3 separate regions of the Homo sapiens genome follow, and regions 1 and 2 are each linked to region 3. A link is a contact called in ENCODE Hi-C or POLR2A ChIA-PET data. All regions are on one chromosome and are shown on one strand. The core of a region is the stretch at or near the end of the contact, and the rest is flanking DNA. Distances in the headings are between cores, read along the strand shown.

Region 1 (3,485 bases), core at 209-2,708, 68 kb before region 3:
CATAAACAATACAGGAAATTTAAAACTCACAAAGACTTAAAGCCTGAAAATAGATTTGCCTTCAGGTGAAGCTTGATCCAGGACCTCCATGACCCAATTTTTTTCCATCTTTCCTGTTTTCAGATTTCCATTCTTGGCAATGTCCTCTCCTCTCTCAACCTCGGCTTGTCCTCTCAACCCCTTTGCTAGCCTGCTCCCTGGGAACTAAGAAGGGGTTCCCAGAGAAGGTAATGCTTAGAATTTTGAGGCAGAATGTGCATGGGATTGACAATAAAGAAAGCACATTCCAGAAGGGAGTATCCTTCTCAAAGGCAAGAAGGAGTGAAGCCACAGGAGAGTCAGGGGAGCTGCAGGTAGTTTTTATGCTGCTGGAGGAGAGAGTCTACTTGAGGGACTAGCAGTGATGGATGCTCAGGGGTAGGGAGGAGGTAGCAGGAGGAGGGATGGGGACCATGAGCTCTGTTCTGAGCGGAGCTGAGGTGGAAGCACTTTATCCTGAAGACGATGGAGAATAATTCTAAGCTGCGTATGCAAGGATGGGATCTGCACTTCAAAGTGAAAGCAAAAAAGACCAACTCAAACAATAAGAAAGTGTATTATCTCATAGAACTGCAAGTTCAGAGGGAGGGTGGGTCCAGGCTTGGCAAGATTAGTGGCTCAAAGATACCCTCAAGGACCTAGTTTCTTTCTGTTTCTCTGTTCTGCCACTTTCTGTGTGAGCTTCAGCCAAGGTCTGGCTCCCGGCATGGTTGCAGGATCGCAGCCAGAGGCAGGCAGGGCCATATGTCGTTCCCAAACCCATCCAATAATGGAGACAGAGAGGGGGCGGAGAGAAGGAAAGGGAGAGGAAAAGGGAGAGAGAGAGGTTCCAAAGGGGCCCATCGGGAACAAGGAATCTGAGTGGGAAACCAACAGTGCCCTTCTCGAAGGCTTTCATTTCCTTCTTCAACACCCAGGGCCTGTTGTATTTCGGAATTCAGTACTTTTTGGATTTCAGGAGGGTAACAGAGTGCCTGTACCTCATCTTTTAGGAGGGTAACAGAGTGCATTAGACCCCACAGGGGCTCTGAGGTGCTGACCCCACCCCACCACACCAATGACTCTGCATAAAGGGCATGGACGCCAGGTGCCCTGCTCAGTCAGGGCAGGCTTGGCAGCCCGGGGGCCACAGTGTGCGGCGCGTTCCTTCATTCTTGTATGGACCCCAGTGCCCAGGACGTTCCTTGACTGCTCTGTGAGCAGGGGGAGGAGGGCTGGAGGGAGCGGGTGGGGGGGCAGTCAGAGAGGTGATTTCTGAGGCTATGGGGACGTGCCAGTGGGTTGCGAGATGGTCTGAAGGAGAACAGACGCGACGGGAGTGGGAAACTGTGGGGACACGAAAGAGATTCCAGAGAAATGAGGAGGCAAGGGTGAAAGAGGATTACCTGGAAAAATCAAATAGCAGAGTCCTTCTTCTGCCACTAGAGGTCATGAAGAATTAAGACTAAGTCACTTAAATTGGTGAGGTGTTTGCAGTTCCTTTCTGTGAAAAGATCTCCAGGACAAAGAGACAAACAAAGAGATTTGTTGACGTATTTCAGATCCAGAACGATGAGCTACACACTTTCTGAAATCCACAAGTGTGTGTCTCGTAAGCTCCTATGAGTGTGGTCTTTCTTAAGAGCTCAAGCTCCCTCCGGTCTTGAATTGCCTTGACATCACACACTCAGGTGGGCCCTGCCTCCAAGCCCACCTTGTGAAAACAGGGACGGGGGACCGCCACTAGGGAGAGAACGTGAGAGTTGGAAGGGGCCCAGGCCCATGGGAAGTCCAAAGTGGGCTGTCCAGGTAGGGAATCTGAGGCCAGTGAGGAAAGAAGGACTTTTCGAGGCCACAGAGCTGTGTGGGGCAGAGGTGGCACTAGAGTGAGTTTCCCTGGTGTGAGGCCCAGGCTCTGTCCTCTGCATGATCCGGGGGTGGGGGACGCTGGAAGCCTGGTTGACTAGAAGGAAAGACAAGCCAGAGGCCAGTGCTACTCTCCACTTCTGCCCTTTGCTGAGCTGGCCCTGACCCCTTCCAGGCCTCAGGGCCTCCTGCTGCCCTGACTTAAAGCTCCGTTTCCCACGATCTGTACAGATCCTGACTCACACCCTCCTCTTCATGTCCTTGGGCTACTTTCTCTTTGACTAACAGTTTTAAATTTTTATTTATTTTTATTTTTGATACATAGTATTGTACACATTTATGAGGTATGTGGAATATTTTTACATGCACAGAATGTGTAATGATTAAGTCAGTACAAACATAAGTTAGAAAGAAGAAATAAGGTTTTTTTTCTTTCTTTTTTTTTTTTTATTTGAGATGGAGTCTCGCTCTGTCGCCCAGGCTGGAGTGCAGTGACTTGATCTCGGCTCACTGCAAGCTCTATCTCCCAGGTTCACGCCATTCTCCTGCCTCAGCCTCCTGAGTAGCTGGGACTACAGGCGCCCGCCACCATGCCCAGCTAATTTTTTGTATTTTTAGTAGAGACAGGGTTTTACCATGTTAGCCAGGATGCTCTTGATCTCCTGACCTCGTGATAAATAAGTTTTTTTAGTAAAGTAATTCAAACTTTTCGATTCGGGGTACATGTGGAGGTGTGTTACAAGGGTATGTTACATGATGCTGAGGTTTGTGGTATGATTCATCCCATCACCCAGGTAGTGAACATAGTACCCAATAGGTACTTTTTCAGCATTTGTTCCTTCCCCTTCGTCCCCCCTCTAGCAGTCCTCAGTGTCTATTGCTGCCATCTAAATGTTCATGAGTATCCAGTGTTTAGCTCCCACTTATAAGTGAGAATATTTGGTATTTGCTTATCTGTTCCTCCATTAAGTCACTTAAGATAATGGCTTCCAGCTGCATCCCTATTGCTGTCAAGGATCTGATTTTGTTCTTTTTTATGGCTGCATAGTATTCCATGATGTATAAGGACCACGTTTTCTTTATCCAGCCCACCATTGTTGGGCACCTGGGTTGATTCCATGTCTTCGCTATTGGGAATAGCACTATGATCATCATACGAGTGTATGTGTCTTTTTGGTAGAATGATTTATTTTAGATGAAATAAGTTCTGAAGCTCAATAGCAGAGTAGGATTACTATATTTAATGACAATGTATTGTATATTTCAAAATACCTAGAAGGGAGGGTTTGAAATGACCCAATACATAGAAATGATAAATACTTCAGGTGAGGGACACGTGATGATTGACTGTCAGTTTTGAAGCCTGGTTTTGCACAAACACCTCACCCCAACTGCAAACACTGATAAGGGCGGCTTCCCATCCTCAAAGGCTCACACCTGCCCATGTCTTTCCTGGTGTGAACCTGTTCTCCTGCTGCATCACACAGCTGGCCTTATAGGCCATTTTTCTGGATTTTTGTATCGTGTGATGCTGTCATGGGCCACGCTCCTCTCTGCCCCAGCCCAGGTGCAATGCCAGGGAGATCACCTGAGATGACAAG
Region 2 (3,714 bases), core at 642-3,141, 69 kb after region 3:
GCATTATAGAGATATGTTTAAAAGGTTGGTGATTTGGACTTTATTATATGCAATCAAGGCTTATGTGGAGAGCAAAGTCTGGGGTAGCAGAGATTTTATTAGCTAATATTTGTGTAATCTAGGCAGACTTTGTATCCTTGCAACAACTCTGTCAGGTGATTTTTATTATCTAAATCTTACAGATAAAGAATCAGACACTCCTAGTGATTAAGTGATTTCTCTAGTTTACACAGCTGGTAATTGGCAGGGCTGGGATTCTAGCCCAGGTTTCTCTGATTCCAAAGCCAATTTCTTTCCCACCTTTAATCAAGTGCTACTGGATTTACAAAAGGTAAAAGAAATTCACAGTCTATGCTTACATGGACCAGTGGTTCTCAAAGTGTGGCCTGTGGGCCAGCAGCATCAGCATCTCCAAGGAATTACCAAAAAAGCAAATTCTCAGGCTTCGCCCCAGCATTTTGATTTAGACATGCAGGGGCTTGGCCCAGCATCTGTCTTTGGCTTTTTGGGGTGTGTGTGTGTGTGTGTGTGTGTGTGTGTGTGTGTGTCTGAGACAGAGTTTTGCTGGAGTGTGGTGGCTGGAGTGTCGTGGAGTGTGGCTGGAGTATGGTGGCTCAATCACAGTTTACTGAAGCCTTGACCTCCCAGGCTTAATTGATCCTCCCACCTCAGCCTTCCAAGTAGCTAGGACTTCAGGTGCACACCACCATACCAGCTCATTTTTATGTATTTTGTAGAGATGGTGTTTCACCAAGTTGCCCAGGCTGCTCTCCAACTCCTGGGCTCAAGTGATTCACCCACCTCAACCTCCCAAAGTGGTGGGATTATAGGCATGAGCCACCATGTCCAGCCCAGCATCTGCCTCTAATAAGCACCCCACCCCCCTGGGGGTTCCAGTGGCCACCAAGTGTGAAAGGCCCTGGAGAGATGATTCCCCTGTCAAGGGGGAGCAGTGAGTCATCTGCTGTTCACTGCATTTGGGTACCAAGCAGAGCAGATGGGAATGGCAGGGAGTGCAACACAGGTAGTGTGATACAAATGCTGGCCAGACAGTATTTTGATCCCAAAGAATTTTAGCTCATTTAAGATTGCATTGCGAGTTTCACACGGGTAAGAGTGTTAACGCTGATCTAAATTTTAATTTAGCCAATTTTCCTCCTCCTCCTTCCCCACCCCAGCTGTCACTTCCTGCAGCGAGTTACCTCAGGCATCTGGCATTTATTGAATAGATACCACCTTCCATGTTTGAGGAATGCCAGTTTCATCAGCAAACACTCTCCTGTGGTCTTTTCCTGTGTGTACTCATGCTGGAATTTCTGGACACAGATTTTGCTTTTGTTCATGCACAGAGCTTAAGAGGGATCCCTAGCCAAGGAGACAATGCATAGGGACTACTGATAGAGCCATCAGATTCCTGCTGTTCGTTGACATTCTCTTGAGCATCAGAAACAATAAGATAGAGAAGTTCAAATGTTTGAACAAGATTCAGAGGCAATTTTTAGTGGGTCAGATGTCAACAGTGGTAAAAGAGATGAATATGGGGTCTTGATATTTCAAAACCATACAGACCTGAGGAGGTCTTTACAGAAATGCACTGAAATTTAACACCTTCCAGCAGAGCAGGAGCTGACTTTGACATCCTGACATGCCTCTGTTGAATGATTCAAGGTATTGACTCACCCATGCTGCTTGAGCAAAGTGGCCAGATGTGAGCTGGCGAGGTGCTTGGCAGAGACCGTAAATGATGAAATTGGAAGGAAAGCATTTTCTGGGGTCACTCCGTAGGGCTGGGGCTCAACAGAACAGAGGAGAGGACCTTTGGATACACAATACTTGTCCTGACAATCCTGCTGCAAAGCTAGCTTCCAGGAATGCTTTATTTCAGTTGTGCCATGTGTTTGCAATGTCACTGTGAGTCTAATAGTCAAACAGGAAGGGTGAAAATAGCTGTGTTACAGTCACAGTGAATTAAGATCTTTGCATGTGCCTAGTCAACAGGGCTGACTCAGCAGAGGCTACTTGTATATTTAGGAACTGGGTGTCCTTTGATAGGGACTTTCACATCCACAAAGACAGAGGTAATATGAACGGATGGGCATTCGCAGGAGGGTAGCATGGTGCAGTAGGGAGAGCCCGGGCAGCCTCTCCAAAACCTGTCTCTCCTGGTTATAGACTGTGCCATGTCAGGGTCCAAGCACCTCACCAGCTCACATCTGGCCATTTTGCTCAAGTCTCCCTGATTTCTTCCTCACTGTTAGAGGGGGATGTTCACCTCCATTCTCACCTCCTCGGACTGTCAGGTAAATAGACACAAGGTGCCGAGGCTCCCAGCTTGCATTCTGTAACTATCAGTTGTCATCATACAAACATTCAGCCCGGTTATTTGAGAACCAGGTGAGTGTTAAGCATCTCTGATATCAACAAAATCTTTTACAAACCACCTCAGGGTATGGATTTCTTGTATCAATAACACGTCAAATAGTATATAATATTCCAACGATAAGAAGGGAAATTAATATTTACTGTGAGCATAATGGGTCAGGCACACCTGTGTTCCAAATGCTCAAAGTCCTTGCACACATGCACAAGCCCGATGACAGTTTGTATTACCCCTAGTTTTAAAATAAAGACACAGAGGGCCAAATATTAAGAAATGTGTCTTGGGTCACAGAGGGCAAGAATTTGAAGCCAGGACGACTCATCCTAGACACCCTGGAGTTCTGTCACACTCCCTTTGACATGTTCTCATGCACATTTTCCCCCAGACCCACCTACCACCCTGGGTCCCAACCAGCCACCAGACAGGTAAACAAGTTGGGGCTCAGACTTCTCTTTTTACCATATGCTCAGAAACAAATCCGTCACAACCTCTTAAGCTCTGCTTGGGGGAATGGACCTTTCTGTCTAAGAGCTCAAGGTTTCATTTTGCAGAAAACACACAACTATCATTTTCGATTCGTTTATGAGTTGGCTCATCTCCAAATGCCATCAGAACGTTAAATCCCCAGCATTTCAGTGGAGGTCGAAGGAAGACAATCCCAGCGGTACTTTCATTATAACACAAATCTCTAGCAGGTGTATGTCAACTAAAAAGCCAACAGCCAGGTCAGACTGTTACAATCAAGCTCTCTGCAGTTAATTTGGAAGGAAAGAAAAATAATGTACTTTCAATAGGTAAATATGATGTTTGAACAATGTAACTCAACTACAGAATTCCTCAAAAATGCAGAAGACAATCAGAAGCCCATACCATGGCACAGCTTCTATCATTTGGTGATATTTACCTTTGTGTGTCTTCAGTCCTTTCATTGACAAACATGTAAGAAGATGAGGGAGGTGGCACTTGGCATTAGGGAAGCCTGACAGCCTGAAAGAAGGCTGCCAATGTGGGGGACACCCAGGCTATTTAGAGGAAATGGGGGAGATGGGTCTGGGTGAGTTGCAGAGGGTACAATGGGGACAGTGGCCTAGGTGGAGCTGGAAAGGAGCTCAGGGAAAAGGAGTAGTGTTCACTCTGCCAGCCCATTTGATGCACCGTAGACACAGCACCCAGGGTACAGACTCATCTGGACCTTTGAGACCCAAAACTGTAGGACTGTCTCTAAAATAAAAGGAAAACTGCAATGGAAGCAAAGAACGTAACGTAATGCTAAGGAGTCAATAATAACCCAGGCCTTCAATAGTTAAATATTGATATGAATATTTCTTTAAAAT
Region 3 (3,619 bases), core at 328-2,827:
CCGGGGCAAGTACTTCCTTCCACTATCATTACACAGTCCTGTGGTCATTAAGTAGAAGTGTTCATTAGGGAGGAGTTAATTCACAATGTCAATAGCCAGGAAGATATACCTCACAGCACATTGTCCACATCAAACTCCTCCTTAGGGCTTGCTATTATGTGACCCCCCCCATCAGGAGCTCTCAGGCTCCAGGAGCTGGACATTTCTTGCCAGTATGGTTTGGATATCACACCATGACCCGCTGGGACTTACATGCAGCAATGTCCAATTGGAGAAAGAGACCAACACATGGAAAATACGTTCACTTTACCCAAACTCGATCAGGCGAGAGATGAGGGTTTATGGTCATCTGAAAAAGAATCTCTGTGGCATTTTTTTGTGTGGCTTCCGAAACTCCAAACGAAAACCTTGACTATTCCCAGCCAAAGTGTGAAGCCTATCAGGATGTGATACTCCATTACAGGTGTAGCCAAAGGAAGGCAAGTAGTATGCTTTGTTTAACCAGATAGATTTGTCAAGGCAAAGTAGACAGTAAATGCTGCAATCCAAAAGCCAAGGCAAATGGAATGATCAAGAACTATCAGAGTCCTTCTTTCCCAGAATTTTTCTCTTTCCCCGAATATTTAGAACGAGAGCAAGACAGTAAGTTTGAGACTACATAAGCTGCCTCTCATGCACCGTGCATTTTCTTTTTTCCAAACTGAGGCGACAGTGATGGTCTCTAACCCTTCATCATGTTGTAATCACAGGAAGCACAGCTCTGTATAAACATTCCAGTTGATTTTCAGAACAGCCCATCCCGGGTGTCTATAAAATAGCTGTAAGGAAATTCTTGCAAATGAATAACAAACAACTCCAGGTGTTCAAATGAGGAACGTTCCCTAGATGCTAATGCCCAGACAAGCTCGGGTAGTTTTTCCAGGCAAAGTTGGTATTTTTAGTTTAAGAAACCAAGAAATAAAAAATGAAGGTCTTGTTTACACTCCCCTCTTGGTTCTTTGCGAGATCTTGAAAGGGGTGACTGCAGAGGCTGCATTTTAGGGACCCTCGGCTCTTTGAGAACAACACTTTTCTCCCCGTTACAAAGCACTTGTTTGTATTTATCTCCAAATGACACAGTGGCGGTTTATTCAGTGACAATCAAAATCGCAGTTTCTGAAGGGTCCTGACTCCGGGGAGAGAGAGGTCTATTGTTGTCCTCTGTCCACATGCCTGACCGCTTTGAGAAAAAATTAATGACTTTGGAGACTGATATTTCTGCAGACCCCAAGAAAGGGACAATTTTCTGTTTTTGCTGACCGGAAAACTCTGGCATGTGATTATTGTACCACAAATGAAACTTCTGGACAAGGATGCTACTTTACCAAGCCTGGGATGGTGCATAACCCACGCGGTGAAGGAAGAGGACTCTGGCTTCCTAAGTGTTTGTTGCCTTGCATTTTCTTGCAAAGATGAGCCGTCCCAGTTATGGTTTCCCAGAATACCGAAAGACACATCCCACTTACTCATGCCCAAGGAGCACAAGCAAACTCCACATCCTTTATTGCCTGGAATGAATTACAGCATGAGAAATTGGAGGGGGAGGCAGGAGTGAGGCGATGGGTTAAGGCAGCTGTGCCTAAATTAAAAATTCACTAGACTTGGCGTCAGAAAACCTGAGTGCGAAACGGTGCCTGGCACGCAGCAGATGTTTAACTCAAACAAAATAATGTCAACAACGAAGGCACAAAACTCACATTTTTAGAGAAAAGCAAACAAAATACCAAACAGGATGACTCGAGTAAGATTTGGCTTCCTTCCTACGAGATGTTTCTTTTTTATTCAGCTTTTCCCAATTTTGAACACAATGGTGTTGAACCACGGCAGCCCTTTCTCTTTTCAGACGAATCGGGGTGGACCTCTGTGGTTGCTACCTAGTCTCAGCTGGTTTCAGTAGAAATAAACCTGCATTCAAAGCCGGACTCTGCCACCTCCCAGATGAGTGCCTCTGGACTGCTAACTTCCCTGCTTGCTGCAGTGTGGGTAATAAACCCCAAACAGACAGGACTGTGAAGAATCACTGAGATAATGGGCAAAACGGTGCTAACTATGTGCTCATGGAAGTTCTATGAAATTATAAAACGTGAGAATAGAAGGAGGGGAAAAAAGGACTACCTGTTTCTGGCTGGCCCAGGTGCAACAGTCCCCTCTGAGCAGAAAAGAAGGCCCGCATTTTACTCAAACTGGTGGGCGTCTTGTGAGGTGTGGCGAGCCCAGGGGATCCGCCTTTTGCCACCCCTCCCTGTACTTTATTCTGAGGGCATTTATTTAAAGTGGGTCATCATTCAAGACAACTTTGCTTGCAAGGCCTTGAGAAATGCTTTGTGCTGCCCATGCAGCCACGGCAAAGAGAGGTCCCACCAGGATGGTCTCAAGGTCCCCAACTCCCACATCCAAGGGGGCACCCAGTGAATCAGAGGGAGAGGCCCCCGCTCCCTCTCCTCCCACTCGGGCTCACAGGGAACATTCACTCCCCCACTCCCATCATCCTCATCCACTCCAGCAGAAGCATGAGCATTGCTTCTGAGTCCTGTTACATTCTATCTTGGAAGCAGAAAGCCCACCCCAGGCGGTAAGCATGCTCAGTCGCCAGCACGTCCGCCAGTGTCTCCGGGACCCACTCCTTAGCAGATGGCTCTGGGGACCCAGAGAATTTGCTCAGAAAGCAAAATTCTGTTGTTACACTCTGTAAAAGCTTCTGGGAAAATCGTCTTCGGAGTTGTCTTTTAATTAGGGAGTCTTCCATTTTTGCTCGTCTTTAAAATCCACATCACAGTCTTGACTGCTTCCTTCACAAGAGTCATCAGCCTCAAATGCCAGACCACAATGCGCCCTGGGGGCGCAAGGTGTTATGCAGATCCTCCCAGTCACTCTCCCTGCTTCAGGGAGCCCGGTTTGCAGGGCCAGTGTCCCTCTCAGATGATCAGTTCCTGAAAGGCTGGGTGCAGGGGGAGAGGATTCTTATTCATCTTTTGACTTCCCATTTTCTAGTGCACACCTGCTACATAGGAATTAATAATAAATGAATGTGAATGAACAGGACTGTTGTTACACAGTAAAGACAGGATCCAAACAGCTAGCAAGCTGAAGTCCTTGTCGATCAAGAGACAGGAGGCATTGCAGCAGTCAATATGCCTCTTTAACTGTGCACCTATTACATGCAGAGAATATTCCAAAAAAAAAAAGCCTTCACCAGATGTCCCTTATATAGCTTAGACATATGTTTTCCAAAAATAGTTGTTCTAAAGCATTTCTCTCACATTGGTTTCTCACTGTAGTCTTGGAGAAGGTATTTCTATAATGTTTAAGGGATGGGAGAGAGGCAGTGAAGAGAGAAAAAGAAAAACTGGAAATTACTCATCTGATAAAGAATCTATTTTAAGACTCCCGTGGACTAAATGAGGCTGCCTCTCACTAAGCTCCTAGCACACCTGATTTATTCTGTGAAATGAATGTTGCCTCCTCTCTTCAGCTAGTCATAAGGGTGTTAGGATTTGTTCTGCATAGGGACACATCCACTTAAACTGTGATTTCAGTAACAGGAATGTAAACAGTTCAATGGCATGACAAACGCCACAAT

What was found. Hi-C counts contacts between places; a loop is a spot of excess contacts on that map. ChIA-PET counts read pairs that join two places held with the same protein, here RNA polymerase II (POLR2A). Pooled maps may share reads with other maps.
Region 1: a map of PC-3 shows a loop between it and region 3 (5-fold over the local background). The contact joins two enhancer-like sites. A Hi-C loop is called at or near these places in 2 of 168 maps with a recorded cell type or tissue (K562 and PC-3) and 3 of 50 pooled maps. POLR2A ChIA-PET finds 5 or more read pairs at or near these places in 5 of 52 experiments (HEK293, PC-3, PC-9 and 2 more).
Region 2: a loop to region 3 is called in a map of PC-3, with 4 times the contacts of the local background. The contact joins two enhancer-like sites. A Hi-C loop is called at or near these places in 2 of 168 maps with a recorded cell type or tissue (Calu3 and PC-3) and 2 of 50 pooled maps. POLR2A ChIA-PET finds 5 or more read pairs at or near these places in 2 of 52 experiments (RWPE1 and activated naive CD4-positive, alpha-beta T cell).

The regions. Positions count from the first base shown.
Region 1 is chr2:105,575,058-105,578,542 of GRCh38, forward strand. No RefSeq gene overlaps it. Among named protein-coding and RNA genes, the nearest start is that of LINC02946, 34 kb to the right of the region's middle. RefSeq lists an enhancer at 1,473-2,371. Within about 2 kb of position 1,459, at least 7 of the 41 ENCODE cell types and tissues checked have a DNase peak (open chromatin) inside an H3K27ac peak, as active enhancers do.
Region 2 is chr2:105,711,425-105,715,138 of GRCh38, forward strand. No RefSeq gene overlaps it. Among named protein-coding and RNA genes, the nearest start is that of NCK2, 32 kb to the right of the region's middle. Within about 2 kb of position 1,892, at least 2 of the 41 ENCODE cell types and tissues checked have a DNase peak (open chromatin) inside an H3K27ac peak, as active enhancers do.
Region 3 is chr2:105,642,839-105,646,457 of GRCh38, forward strand. No RefSeq gene overlaps it. Among named protein-coding and RNA genes, the nearest start is that of LINC02946, 34 kb to the left of the region's middle. Within about 2 kb of position 1,578, at least 3 of the 41 ENCODE cell types and tissues checked have a DNase peak (open chromatin) inside an H3K27ac peak, as active enhancers do.